Regions from separate parts of the Homo sapiens genome. Here region 2 is linked to region 1. A link is a contact called in ENCODE Hi-C or POLR2A ChIA-PET data. All regions are on one chromosome and are shown on one strand. Each heading gives the region's core, a stretch centred on a gene start or an enhancer-like site at or near the end of the contact. The rest is flanking DNA. Distances are from core to core; before and after follow the strand shown. Region 1 holds the start of FAM151B (family with sequence similarity 151 member B). Region 2 overlaps LINC01337 (long intergenic non-protein coding RNA 1337).

Evidence for each region. Hi-C counts contacts between places; a loop is a spot of excess contacts on that map. ChIA-PET counts read pairs that join two places held with the same protein, here RNA polymerase II (POLR2A). Pooled maps may share reads with other maps.
Region 2: a loop to region 1 is called in a map with no recorded cell type, with 3 times the contacts of the local background. The contact joins the enhancer-like site here to the promoter of FAM151B in region 1. A Hi-C loop is called at or near these places in 1 of 168 maps with a recorded cell type or tissue (Caco-2), 1 of 37 single-sample maps with no recorded cell type and 2 of 50 pooled maps. POLR2A ChIA-PET finds 5 or more read pairs at or near these places in 3 of 52 experiments (Caco-2, H1 and activated T-cell).

Annotation. Positions count from the first base shown.
Region 1 is chr5:80,484,646-80,492,555 of GRCh38, forward strand. FAM151B (family with sequence similarity 151 member B) reads left to right here and starts at 3,455. Exons shown (of 6, transcript NM_205548.3): 1 at 3,455-3,503. The coding sequence starts at 3,479. It overlaps FAM151B-DT (FAM151B divergent transcript), which reads right to left and starts at 3,301. Exons shown (of 3, transcript NR_172938.1): 1 at 3,133-3,301; 2 at 821-916. RefSeq lists enhancers at 3,059-3,560, 3,561-4,060 and a silencer at 3,725-4,019.
Region 2 is chr5:80,607,018-80,613,057 of GRCh38, forward strand. LINC01337 (long intergenic non-protein coding RNA 1337) reads right to left here. Exons shown (of 2, transcript NR_125754.1): 2 at 1,603-1,928. Among named protein-coding and RNA genes, the nearest start is that of LINC01337, 12 kb to the right of the region's middle. Within about 2 kb of position 1,899, at least 2 of the 41 ENCODE cell types and tissues checked have a DNase peak (open chromatin) inside an H3K27ac peak, as active enhancers do.

The sequences.
Region 1 (7,910 bases), core at 2,205-4,704:
GTGGCTATTCACAGGCACAGTCATGGCACACTACAGCCTTGAACTTAGGCTCTTAACCCATCCTCCTGCCTCAGCCTCCTGGGTAGCTGAGCCTACAAGTGCGTGCCACTGCACCCAGTTCCCCTGTGATTTATTATTGCATTTCATAGACTAGATACCAAGTTCAGAGAGAGAGTAATCTGTCCAAAGTCACACAGCTAGAAACTAAATTGGAATTTGAGGGAAAACTTTCTAGCTATTAGGACTCTGAAAATGAGGTAAGCTGTATTCATGCAGTGCTTTGTTTTGATTTTGAGACAGAGTCTCACTCTGCGGCCCAGGTGGAATGCAGTGGTGTGATCATGGCTCACTGCAGCCTTGAGTTCCTGGGCTCAAGCAATCCTCCCACCTTAGCCTCCTGATTAGCTGATACTACAGGCACATGCCGACACACCTGGCTTGTTTTTTATTTTTTCGTAGAGATGGGTCTCACTATGTTGTCCAGGCTGGTCTCAAAGTCCTGGTCTCCTCCTGCCTCAGCCTCCCAAAGTACTGGGATTACATGTGTGAGCCACCATGCCTGGCCTTTATTCATGTTTAGATGTCACCAAAAGCAGCCCCAGACTCAAGTTGGGGCCTGTGTCTCACATTCTAATCGTTATATTCTTTCCCCAGTGCAGCATGTACCCTTAACTTACAAAACCTTTTTTGTGCCAAAAAAGTAATTAGACTTATTTTTACCATAAAATTTCCAAACACTCAGAAGTAAAGGAAATAGTAGGATGAAAATCTATATACCCAGCCTACAACAATCCTCTGAGTCAACACTATCAAGACTTACCTCTTTTGCTTCATCCATCCCTTAATTTCTTTGCTGGAGCATTTTAAAGCAAATATCAGACATACCCTTTCACGCCTCACACTTCAACATGCGGCTCTAAAAATAAGGACAGTGAAGAGGAATTTTGAGTCAGTTATTGTAAAATATATGAAAATATTGTAATATTGTGACCAATATGTCATAAAAACTTAGCAAACTGATGCAGGAACAGAAACCAAATACTGCATGCTGTTACTTATAAGTGGGAGCTAAATGATGAGACACATGGACACAGAGTGGGGAACAACACACTGGGACTTTTGGAGGGTGGAGGGTGGGAGGAGGGAGAGCAGGAGAAACAATGAATGGGTACTAGGATTAATACCTGGGTGATGAAACAACCTGTACAACAAACCCCTATGATACAGTTTACCTGTGTAACAAACCTGCACTTGGACCCCTGAAGTTAAAAATTTTAAAAATGAAAAAAAAAAAAAGCCGGGCACAGTGGCTCACGCCTGTAATCCCAGCACTTTGGGAGGCTGAGGCGGGTGGATCACTTGAGGTCAGAAGTTCGAGACCAGCCTGGCCAACATGGTGAAATCCTGTCTCTACTAAAAATACAAAAATTAGCCAGGCGTGGTGGTGCGTGCTTGTAATCCCAGCTACTCAGGAGGCTGAGGCAGGAGAATCGCTTGAACCCGGGAGGTGGAGGTTGCAGTGAGCCGAGATCGTGCCACTGCACTCCAGCCTGGGGGAACAGAGTGAGACTTCATCTAAAAAAAAAGAAAAACAAGTTTTTTAAAAAAGACCTGTACTGCAATCAATGCCATCAAGAAAGTGAAAAGACAATCTGCACAACGGGAGAAAATATTGCAAATATTTGCAAATTACCTGTTAAGGGACTTGTATTGAGACTATATAAAGAATTCTCACAATTGAAATGAGCACAGGATTTGAGAAGACATTTCTCCAAAGGAAATATATAAATGACCGATAGCACCTGAAAATATGCTCAATATTATTAGTAGGGAACTACAAATCAAGATAATGAGGTAGTACTTCATATCTACTAGGATGGCTATAATTTAAAAAACATAACAACAAGTACTGACTGGTAAGGATGTGGGGAAATTGGAATCTTCATACATTGCTGGTGGGAATGAAAGATGGTACAGCTGATTTGCAAAACTGGCAGTTCCTCACACAGTTAAACAGTTACTATATGAACAAGTAGTTCCACTCCTAGGTATGTACACAGATATGCACACAGGAATGTATTCATATACGTCCACACAAAACTTGTCCATGAATGTTCACAGCAGCAGCATTCATAAAAGACAAAATGTAGAAACAACCCGAATGTCCTTCAGCTGTTGAATGGACACACATAAAATGTGGTATTTACAAACTGGAATTTATTCCAGCATAAGAAGGAAGGAAGTACTGATACATGCTAAAACATGGGTGAATTTTGAAAACATGCTAAGTGAAAGAAGCCAGTTACAAAGATCATACATACAGTCTGTGATTCTATTTACATGAAATTCCAGAATAGGCAAATTCATGAGACAGAAAGTAGATGAGTTGTTGCCTGGGGGTAGGAAGGGGGTAAATGGAGAGTGATTGCTTTGGAGTGATGAAAAATATTTTATCTGAAAGGCTGGGCAAGAATAACTCCCCTTTGTATTACGTGTCAGGTGATGTTAGTTATCCTAACTCTACCACTGGCAGATTGAGTTTTTTGGTCACAGAAGCTGAAAATGGCAGAGCTTTGTTGTTAATTCTGATCACTAGTTTGGCTTCAAAAAGTAATGAGTTAAGGAGGGCTAGAAAGACAGTGGATGGGAGGACCCAGTTGCTGAGAGCGTTTTCTGAGTGAACACTGGTAGAGAGACAGAAGGGGAGAGAAAACTTCAAGTTATCAGCTCGGTAACTTTGTACAAAAACTTATTTATTTATTTATTTATTTATTTGACAGTCTAGCTCTATCGCACAGACCGGAGCGCAGTGGAGCGATCTCGGCTCTCTGCAACCTCCACCTCTCCGGTTCAAGCCATTCTTGTGCCTCAGCCTCCCGAGTAGCTGGGATTACAGGCGCGCGCCACCACGCCAGGATAATTTTTTAAATTTTCAGTAAGGACGGGTTTTAACCATGTTGGCCAGGATGGTCTCGAATTCCTGACCTCAAGTGATCCGCCCACCTCGACCTCCCAAAGTGCTGGGAGTACAGGCCTGAGCCACCGTGCCCGGCCAGAAACACTGATTTTTATCAGTAATGATTCCACACCCTTTTAGGATATTACTAACATTTAAAAGAAAATATACCCAACTGTTGAAATTCGTGCTCCACTCCAGCAACTGCTTTCAATCGGAGTTCCATCCTCCGCCGCAGTATGCCCTAACGCAGCGTTATCTTCAGAGCTACCACCAGCTTCCGAAACCTTTCGGAGGAGCGCTTCGCCACCACCTGCACGGCGAAGCGGCGCGTAAACGAACCTCGAACGCCAGCCTTTGCGCCTGCGTGCCGCGGCTCCGTTTGGTTCCGCTTCGCTGGCGCCCGCCGGGCTCTTCCCCCGCCGAGGCCTGTGGTTTGTGGAGTCGAATTTCCCTGCCACCAGTGCCCGGTTAGCAGGGGCGCCAGCCTGGGCGCCTGCGCGGACGGCGGGCGTCGTCACCATGGCAGCATCCGCTGGAGGCCCAGGTAAGCGCCGAGCGCGCGGCCTCTGCCTGGAGGTGGGGCGCTTTGAGAGGCTCCGCCGGCCGTACCCTCCCTTTGCGGGCTCCCGCGGTCTTCCTTGCTAGGGACCTGGGAGCGCGCCGCGCAGAACCGGGCGGCTGGGCTTGGAGCCCGCTCTGCACTCGGGGCGCGCCCGCGATCGCCTGGCAAGGACCTTGGTTTGCCGGGTGGGCTCTAAGGGACAGGCGTTAGGGGAGGTCGAGAATGGCAGGGTCAGTGTCTTTTGAGGTCTGGGTTGGAAAGAAAGGAATGTGACGTTTCCCTAATCCTTAATTTCAGCCGACCGTATGGGGGCGGTCTGGGTCAGTAGGTTCCTCTTTGAAAGCTGGGGGAGGTTTGGGAATGCGGACTGGGCCGGGCCCGGCATAGTCCCGCTGCTGAGCGCGCTGCCTGGAAAGCTGGCAGAGTGTGCGGCTCGCTTGATTCCCCTTGGAATCAGGTGCTTCAACTCGCGGGACAGCAGTTCCGCTCTTGAAGGTTACAGTATCTTTTCTGTAAACTTAAGTAGTGGCATGAGACAACGTCAGTGACGCGTTCTTTCTTCAGTTTAGATTTTTTTCCCTAATTGTAAAAATAATACACGCTTTCACCATTCTGACTAGCAGGCTGTATAAATACAGGTTCTCTTCTGAATCGATGCACAGTTTACAGAATCTTGGAATAAAATGTGTGTGTAAGCGAAAAATGTCCAGGTCCTGATAAATGCCATTATAGAACATTTATAAAGTATATTAGTATAGGGAAATAGGAAAAAAAAATCCCCCAAATGCTGATACCCACAGGCACCACTACTAACTTTTTGGTATTTTCTAACAACCCTGACTCTTAAAAATAGAGTTAAGGTCATGGTAAACATAATTTTTAAAATCCTGCATCTTATACTATCCCATGTCACCAAGGTTTTTATAAACATAATTTTGAATGACTGAAGTGTTTTATACAATTATATTGTATACAATTATATTGTAATTAACCAGTCTCCTAATGTTGAACGTTAATCAGTCGTTTCCTGTTTTGTTTTGTTTTGTTAGAATTCATTCTGTAATGAACATTTTTGCATTGTTCTTCCTCAGTTATGTTTTTGGTTTGTTTTTATCCTGGACACGATTCTTGTAACTGAAATTACTGGATCAAAGGATGTGAACTTTTTTCTCTCTCTCTTTTTTAAGATCTGTGCTAAACCTCCGTAGAACATTTTTTCAGACCAGAGTTTTCCTTTTTTAACCCTTGTGCTCTTCTCAGTATAAATCCTTTTAATGCCTAGTTTTCCTAAGAATCCAAACAAATCTGGGACAAAGCTCACACTCAAGACTTACACCATTCTCACTCACAGGCTGTATAAATCCAGATTCTCTTCTGAATCGATGCAAGGTTTACAAAATCTTGGAATAAAATGTGTGCACAAGTGAAAAATGTCCAATTGCTGACAAATGCCATTTTTTAAAAAACAAATTTTTGGGCCGGGCGCGGTGACTCACGCCCGTAATCCCAGCACTTTGGGAGGCCGAGGTGGGCGGATCACGAGGTCAGGAGATCAAGACCATCCTGGCTAACACAGTGAAACCTCGTCTCTACTAAAAATCCAAAATAATTAGCCGGGCGTGGTGGCGGCGCCTGTAGTCTCAACTACTAAGGAGGCTGAGGCAGCAGAATGGCGTGAACCCGGGAGGCGGAGCTTGCGGTGAGCCAAGATTGCGCCACTGCACTCCAGCCTGAGCAACAGAGAGAAACTGTCTCAAAACAAAAACAAAAACAAAAATTTCTTCTCATTACCGAGTTATTGATAAAACTAATTCTTAACCAGATTCTTCCGTTATATGTCATTTTTCCCCCTTACACACACACACACACACACACACACACACACATTCTCAACATAAAAAAGTTCAAAAGGCACAATAGGATGTATAGTGAAAAGTTCCGTCCTGGCCGGGCGTGGTGGTTTACGCCTGTAATCTGAACACTTTGAAAGGCAGGAGGATCGCTTGAGCCCTGGAGTTTGGATCAGCCTGGGCAACACAGGGAGGCCTTATCTCTCCAAAAGAAAACAAATAAATTAGCCAGGTATGGTGGTGGCACATACCTGTGGACCCAGCCACTCAGGAGGAGACTGAGGCGGGAGAATCGCTTAAGCCGGAGAGGCTGCAGTGAACCAAGAACATGCCAGCCTGGGCAACAGAGCCAGAGCCTTAAAAAAATTAATAAATTCTTCAAAATCCTTACTGATGTACAATTTGCATACTATTAATATACAACTTATTTAAAGAGTATAATTCAGTGGTTTTAGCTTATTTATTTAATTTTAGCTTATTCACAGACTTGTGCAACAATTACCACAATTAATTTTAAAACATCTTCACCTTACAAAAAGAAACACTTCCCCATCCCCCACCCTTTAACATCCACAACTGCTATTCTTCTATTTTCTGTCTCTATGAATTTGCCTGTTCTGGATGTTTCATATAAATGGAATCATCCAATATAGACCCTCTTATGTCTAGCTTCTTCCACTTATCATAGTGTTTTCAAGATTCATCCATCTTGTAGCATGTTTCAATACTTCATTCCTTTTTATGGCCAAAAAAGGAATTGCATGAAACACCACATTTTGTTTATCCACTCATTAGTTGATGGACATTTGAGTTGTTTCCATCTTTTGGGTATAGTGAATAATGCTACTGTGAACATTTGTGTACAAGTTTTTGTGTGGACATATGGTACATTGTCTTTAATGGTAAGTCAATTCTGGTAGTCACTTTTGGAAACTGGAAGGAACCTTAATGATTGTCTAGTCCAGGGGTCAGCAAATAGCAAACTTTCTTTTTTAATTTTATTTTTAATTGACAAATAATAATTGCATATTTGCGAGGTACAATGTGATGTTATGATACATGTATACATGGTAGAATGATTAAGTCAGGCTAATTAATATATCCATCACCTCACATACTTATCATTTCTTTGTAATGAGAACATTTAAAATCTACTCATTTAAGAAGTTCAAAATATATAATACACTATTATTATTATTATTATTATTATTATCATTGAGACAGGGTCTCGCTCTGTCACCCAGGCTGGAGTGCAGTGGTGCAATCATGGCTCACTGCAGCCTTGACCTCCTGGGCTCAAGTGATCCTCCTGCCTCAGCCTCCTGAATAGCAGGGACTACAGGCACACACCACCATGCCTGGGTTATTATTATTGTTAGTTTTAGTGGTAGAGACAAGGTCTTGCTTCATTGCCCAGGCTGGTCTCGAACTACTGAGCTTAAGCAGTCCTTCCGCCTCAGCCTCCCAAAGTGCTGGAGTTACAGTTGTGAGCCAGCATGCCTGGAATTACTAACTATAGTCACCATTGCTGTGCAATAGATCTTGGGAACTTATTCCTCCTGTCTAACCGGAACTTTGCACCCTTTGACTGACATATCCCCCTCCCATCCAATTGCCCTGGCTGCATCCCTAGCCTCTGGTAACCACTATTCTGCTTTCTACTCCTAGAGCTCTACTTTTTGATGTCCCAAATGTGAGACTGTGCAGTATTTTTCTTTCCGTACCTGGCTTATTTCACTTAGCATACTGCCCTCCAGGTTTCTTCGTTTGTCGAAGATGACAGAATTTTCCTTTTTAAGGCTGAATAGTACCCCATTGTGTATCTATACCACATTTTCTTTATCCATTTACCCGCTGATGGTGCTTAGGTTGTTTCCATATCTTAGTGGTCAGCAAACTTTTTCTGTAAAGAACCAGAAATTAAATTTTGGGCTTTGCAAGGCATAAATTTATGTTCCAACTAATCAACTCTGCTATGGTAGCTGGAGAACAGCCACAGGTCGCACAGGGAAGGAGGTTGGGATAAATAGAGGGAGCACAGAGGTTTGGAGCAGCAACACTGTGATTCCGTATGATATTGTAGTGGTGGATACATGCCATTGTACAAGCATTCCTTGTTTTATTGTACTTCACTTTATTGTGCTTTGCAGATAATCCTTTTTTTTTTTCCCACAAATTGAAGGTTTGTAGCAACCTTGTATTGAGCAAGTCTGTTGGTGCTGTATTTTTCAATAGCATGTGTTCACTTTGTGTCTGTCACATTTTGGGAATTCTTGCAATATTTCAAATTTTAAAATTATTATATTTATTATGGTGATCTGTGATCAGTGATCTTCAAATACTACTATAATAATTGTTTTGGGGCACCACAAAGTCAAACTTAATCTGTAAATGTGGTGTGTGAGCCTTGCTGGCTTGGGCAGTGCATGCTGGCCGGCTTGGCGAGGATAAAAAATAAATAAATAAATATGGTGTGTGTTCAGACTGCTTCACCAGCCAGCCATACTCCTGTCTCTCTCCCTCTCCTAGGGTCTTACTA
Region 2 (6,040 bases), core at 649-3,148, 120 kb after region 1:
ATACAATGTCAATGGGTATAGGTTTCCTTAAGGTTTTTCAGAAAATGAATTTGAGGCATGTCTCCATCGTTTGCCTCTGTCTGACCTTGGGCAACTTCTGTATAGGATTATTCATCAAGTCACATCAGAGAAAGCAACCTGGGGCAAGCCAGCTCTTTAGCCATGGATAATTATCAAGGTTTCTGAGAAAAAGTACTTGTATTAATATTCAGTTAAAAACTTGCTTTTATATACTTTTCTCAGTTTGGTTGATAATTCCTGGAGGATGATGGTATCTGAATTTATTAAACTGACCTCATGCAGAATCAAGAGTAGCATTATGTTCTGGTGGGAACTTAAGAGGTTCTTGAAATTATTTTCAACCAAAAAAATGTAGTCCTGTCTTTTATGACTATGAATTAGAGGCCATCTATGAAGCTGCTGAGTTTTATAGAAAAGCCTGCATTTAGACTGACATCTATCTTGTAATGTGGCAGTAAAAAATTCTGAAACATTTACAGAACAAAGGTTAAGGCCAAACTTTATCAGCATAATGTTTATAGAGACTAAATCTGCACAAAAAAGGGGCAGATTTATTATTTGTGTTTAACTACAGTGTCTATTGTGTGTTTAAAAGTCCATATTAAATGAAGTAGATTCACTGAAGTAGGAAGGGAGACAAGTTGAGAATCAGGAAAGGAGAAAGTCTAGTGAACTTCTTTAAGAGCCACTTTTGAACTGTCTTCTAGCACTTGCTGACTTTGAATCATTTTTCCCAATTTTTATTGTGAATATTTTCAAACATATAGAAAAGCTTAATAATATGATGACATCTGTATATTCTTGCATATTAGTCAGGGTTCTCCAGAGAAACAGAACCAATAGGATTCATTGATTTGAATTGGCTCATGCAATTATGGAGTCTTGACAAGTCCTGAGTTCTTCAGGGTGAAATCAGCAAGCCAGACACCCAGGAGAGCCAATGGTTCAGTTCCAATCTGAGTCCAAAGACCTGAGAACCAGTAGAGTCAACAGTGTAGCTTCTGTCTAAAGGCCAGCAGGCTCAAGAGCCAGGAAGTGCAGATGTTTCAGTTTGAGTCAAAAGGGAGAAAAATAAGCCAATGTCCCAGGTCAAAGGCAGTCAGGCAGGAAGAATTCTGTTACTTGGGTGAGGGTCAGCCTTTTAATTCTATTCAGGCTTTCAACTGATTTGATGAGGCCCATCCACATTAGGAAGGACAATTTTCTTTACTCAGGCTATTAATTTAAATGTTAATTTCATCAAAAAACATCATCACAAGGCTGGGAGCAGTGGCTCACACCTGTAATCCTTGTACTTTGGGAGGCTGTGGTGGGAAGATGGCTTGAGCCTAGAAGTTTGAGGCCATAGTGAGCTATGATCACACCATAGCATTCCAACCTGGGCAACAGAGCAAGACCCTGTCCCTGAAACAAAAATAAAAACAAAAACAATGAAACCCAAATGAAACAAACAAAAAACACCTTCACAGAAACACCCAGAATAATGTTTAAGTATCTGGGCACCCAGTCAAGTTGACTCATAAAATTAACCATCACATCTTGTATTAGCTTTCTATTGCTGTACAATAATATTACCACACATTTAGCAGCTTAAAACAACATATATTTATTATCTCACAACTTCTGTGGCTCAAGATGCTGGCTATGGTTTAGCTGGATCCTGTTCTTAAGGTTTCACAAGACTGTACAAGATGCCAGCCAGGGCTGTGGTCTCATCAGATGCTTGACTGGGGGAAAAAATAACTTCTAAGCTCACTCACATTATAGGCATAATTCAGGTCTTTGCATCTATAAGATTGAGGTCTTCTGTTTCTTGCTGGCTGTCAGCTGGAAGCTACCCTCACCCCATAGAGGCCATGTTACTTCCTTGTTGGGATTGCCCAAGATGTTCACTTGCTTCCTCAAAGCTAATAAAGGAAAAAGAGAGAACTTAGGTAATCATGTATATCCTGTCACCTTTGCCATATGTTATTGTCCAGAAGCAAGTCACAGTTCTTGCTCACAAGAAGGGAGAGGGAGAGGTGTCACATAAGAGTATGAACACCAGGAGTCGGAATCATGGGAACTACTGTAAGCCTGTGTACCACAAGTCTCCATTTAGATTCAAGAATTGTTAACATTTTGCACATCTGCTTTGTCTCTCTCTCTTTCTACACACACACTTTTGATGAATATTTGTCGTGATTATTTCTCTAAATACATTCATCTCCTAAGAACAGTACACTTCTATATAATTACAACACAATAATCAAAGTATTTTAAAGAAAATTAACAATATTTTCATTCAATCATTTAATGTTCAGATCATGTTCAAATTTCTTTCATTGTAGGAGCAAACCTCTTATACATTTTAAAAAATCAAGATCCAATCAGGTTTCATGCATTACATTTGGTTATGTCATTTTAGTCTCTTTAGTTTAACTCAGTTTTGTCACTAAATTAAAACAACTGAAGTATATTATACATACAGAAAAGTATAAATATCATTGGAGATCGTAGCCAGCATTATAAGTAAACATCATCATGTACAAAGAAAATCCAAAAGAATCCATACGCTATTAGAATAAATGAATTTAGCAAGGCCTCTTGATACAGTCAGTATGCAAAAATCATTTCTATATGCTAGAGACAAAAAACTTAAACAATTCAATTATAACATCAAAAAGCACCAAATTCTCACAAATAAATCTAAGATGTCTAAGACCTTCCCTCTATACTGAAAATTATATAATATTGATGACAGAAATTAAAGAAGAGCTAAATTAATGGAGAGATATTAACTCCTGAAAATTAATCTCTAGCTTCAGCCCAGGGTGGAGGCTTACACGTGTAATCCTAGCACTTTGGGAGGCTGAAGTGGGAGGACTGCTTGAGGCCAGGAGTTTCAGACTAGCCTGGTCAACATAATAAGACCCTGCCTCTACAAAAAATAAAAAAGCTTAGCTAGGCAGGGTGATGCATGCCTGTAGTCCTGATCCCAGGAGTTCAAGGCTACAGTGAGCTGTGATCATGCCACTGTACTCCAGCTTGAGTGACAGAGCAAGACCCTGTCTAAAAAAGCAAAAGAAAAAAAATTAATCTCTGGATTCAATGTAATCCCAATCAAAACCCCAGCAAATCCTTGTGTGAAAATTGACAAGTTGATTCTAAAATTTATATGGCACTGCAAAGCACGTAGAATAGGCAAGGCAATGTGGAATAAGAACAAATATGGGGGACTTATACAATAAGATTTCAAGATTTGCCATAAAGTTAGAATAATTGAGATAGTGTGGTATTAGCTCCAGGGAAGACAAAAGATCAAGGGAACAAAACAGAGTCCAGAAATAGATCCAAACATATATAGTCACTTAACATATGACAAAAGCACCACTGCAATCCAAAGGAGGAAAATATACCCTTTTCAATAGATGGCCCTGGAGCAATGGGATATTGATATGAGTATTATAATTTGGATGTTTGTCCCCGAAGCCTCATGTTGAAATCTGGTCCCCAGTGTTGGAGGTAGGGCCTAATGGGAGGTGTTTGGGTCATGGGAGAGGATCCCTCATGAATGGCTTCGTGCTGTCATTGAGGTAATGAGTGAGTTCTTGCTTTATTAGTACCCAAGAGAGTTGGTCCTTAAAAAGGGCCTGGCACCTCCACCACCACCTCCTACTCTTTATTTTCTCTCTCTTGCCTTGAGATCTCCACACATGCTGGCTCTGTTTTACTTTCTGTCATGAATAGAAGCATCCTGAGACTCTCACCAGAAGCAGATGTTGGTGCCATGCTGCTTGTACAGCCTGCAGAACAGTGAGTCAAAGAAACCTCTCTTCTTTATAAACTAAAATATATTGTATTCAGAAAAATACAGCTTAGATTCAAGAATTGTTAACATTTTGCACATCTGCTTTCTCTGTCTCTTTCTACATCTTCCCCCACCCCCACCCCGGCCTCCCCTCCCATACACAGACACACACAGTGTGTTGCTATAAAGGAATACCCAGCCTCAGGTGTTCCTTTATAGCAACACAAATAGACTAAGACATTGGGGGAAAAAGCATGACTCCTATCTCAGATCATATACAAAAATTAAGGTGGATCATAGACTTAGATGTGTGAAGTAAAATAACATTTCTGAAAGAAAATTTAGAAGAATATCTTCCTGACTTATGGAGGCAAATAATTCTAAAATGGGAAATAAGAAAACATTAACCTAAAAAAAACTAATAAATTGAAGTTCATTAAAATAATGTCTGTTTAGCATAAGACACATTTAAGACAAAGCCACCGGCTGAGAAGATAGCTTCTGCATTTATATTTGTGAAAGTTCTCAGATATCCAGAATATATATAGAACTCCTACAAATCCATAAAAAAAAGACAACCCAAGTGTTTAAAAAAGTGGTAAAAGACTTAACAGGTACTCCACAAGAAAAGCATATTAGGCCATTCTTGCATTGCTATAAAGAAACACCTGAGACTAGGCAATTTATAAAGAAAAGAGGTTTAATCGCCTCACAGTTCTGTAAGCATTCCAGGAAGCATGGTGCCAACATCTGCTAAGCTTCTGGGGAAGCCTCAGGAAGCTTACAGTCATGGCATAAGGCAAAGGGGGCACAGGCATGTCACATAGCAAAAGTAGGAATGAGAGAGAGAGTATGTTTGTGTGTTGGGGGTGTCACATACTTTTAAATAACCAGATCTCACAAGAACTGACTATCGCAAAGACAGTACCAAGCCATGAGAGATCCATCCCCATGACCCAAAAATCTCCCACCAGGCCCCACCTACAGCATTGGGGATTACAATTCAACATGAGATTTGGGTAGGGACAAATATACAAGCTATGTTGAAAAGATATCCAAATGGCTAATAAGCATATGAAAAGGTATTCAATATCATTAGTCATAAGAGAAATACAAATTAAAACCACAATGAAATATACACCTATCAAAATGGCTAAAATTAGAAATGAGAAATTCAAGAGTTGATGAGGTTACAAAAATATTGAAACTCTCATATATTACTGGTAGGAGTAAAGTTGGTTTAATCACTTTGGAAAACTGGTACTATCTACTGAAGCTAAATATATGCCTACCCAGAGGCTCAGCAAGTCCATTTTCAGGTTAATAACCAAAGAGAAATGAGTGGCTATATCTATCAAAACACATGTACAAGAATTATTCATAGTTCAAAACTGGAAAAAACCCAAATATCCATCAACAGAAGAATAAACATAATGTGCTATATTTCATACAATGGACTAATACATGACAATTTTTTAATTTATTTTTTTGAGACAGAGTCTTGTTCTATTGTCCAGGCTGGAGTGCAGTGGCATGGTAACTCAGCTCACTGCAACCTCTGCCTCCCAGGCTCAAGCAATCCTCCTGTCTCAGCCTCCTGAGTAGCTAGGACTACAGGCACTCGCCACCACACCCGGCCAATTTTTGTATTTTTAGTAGAGACAGGGTTTCACTATGTTGGTCAGGCTGGTCTCGAACTCCTGACATCAGGTGATCTGCCCACCTCGGCCTCCCAAAGTGCTGGGATTACAGGTGTGAGCCACTGTGCCCGGCCGACAATTAAAAAAACACACAAACCATTGATACATGCAACATAAGAATGAATCTCATAGGCATTATGCTGAGCCAAAAAGGTCAGACATGAGCAAATCAGACATGGAAGTCTGATGAAGTTCAGCACAGAAAAAACTAATCAAATATGATAGAAGTCAGAAAAGTGGTATATATATATATATATATATATATATATATATATATATATGTATATATATATATATATGGAGTGGGGGTTGATATAGACTGGGATGGAGTATCATGGAACCTTCTGGGGTGCTGAAGATGTTTTATATCTTGATCTGGGTAGTGGTTGCAGGGTGCATATAAATGTTCAATATCATCTAACTGTACTTTTTAAGATTATTATACTTTATGCATGTCACTGTATGTGTTACACCACACCACAATAAAAAAAGTTTAAAAAGGAAGAAAAGTTTCACAAATCCCATTTAC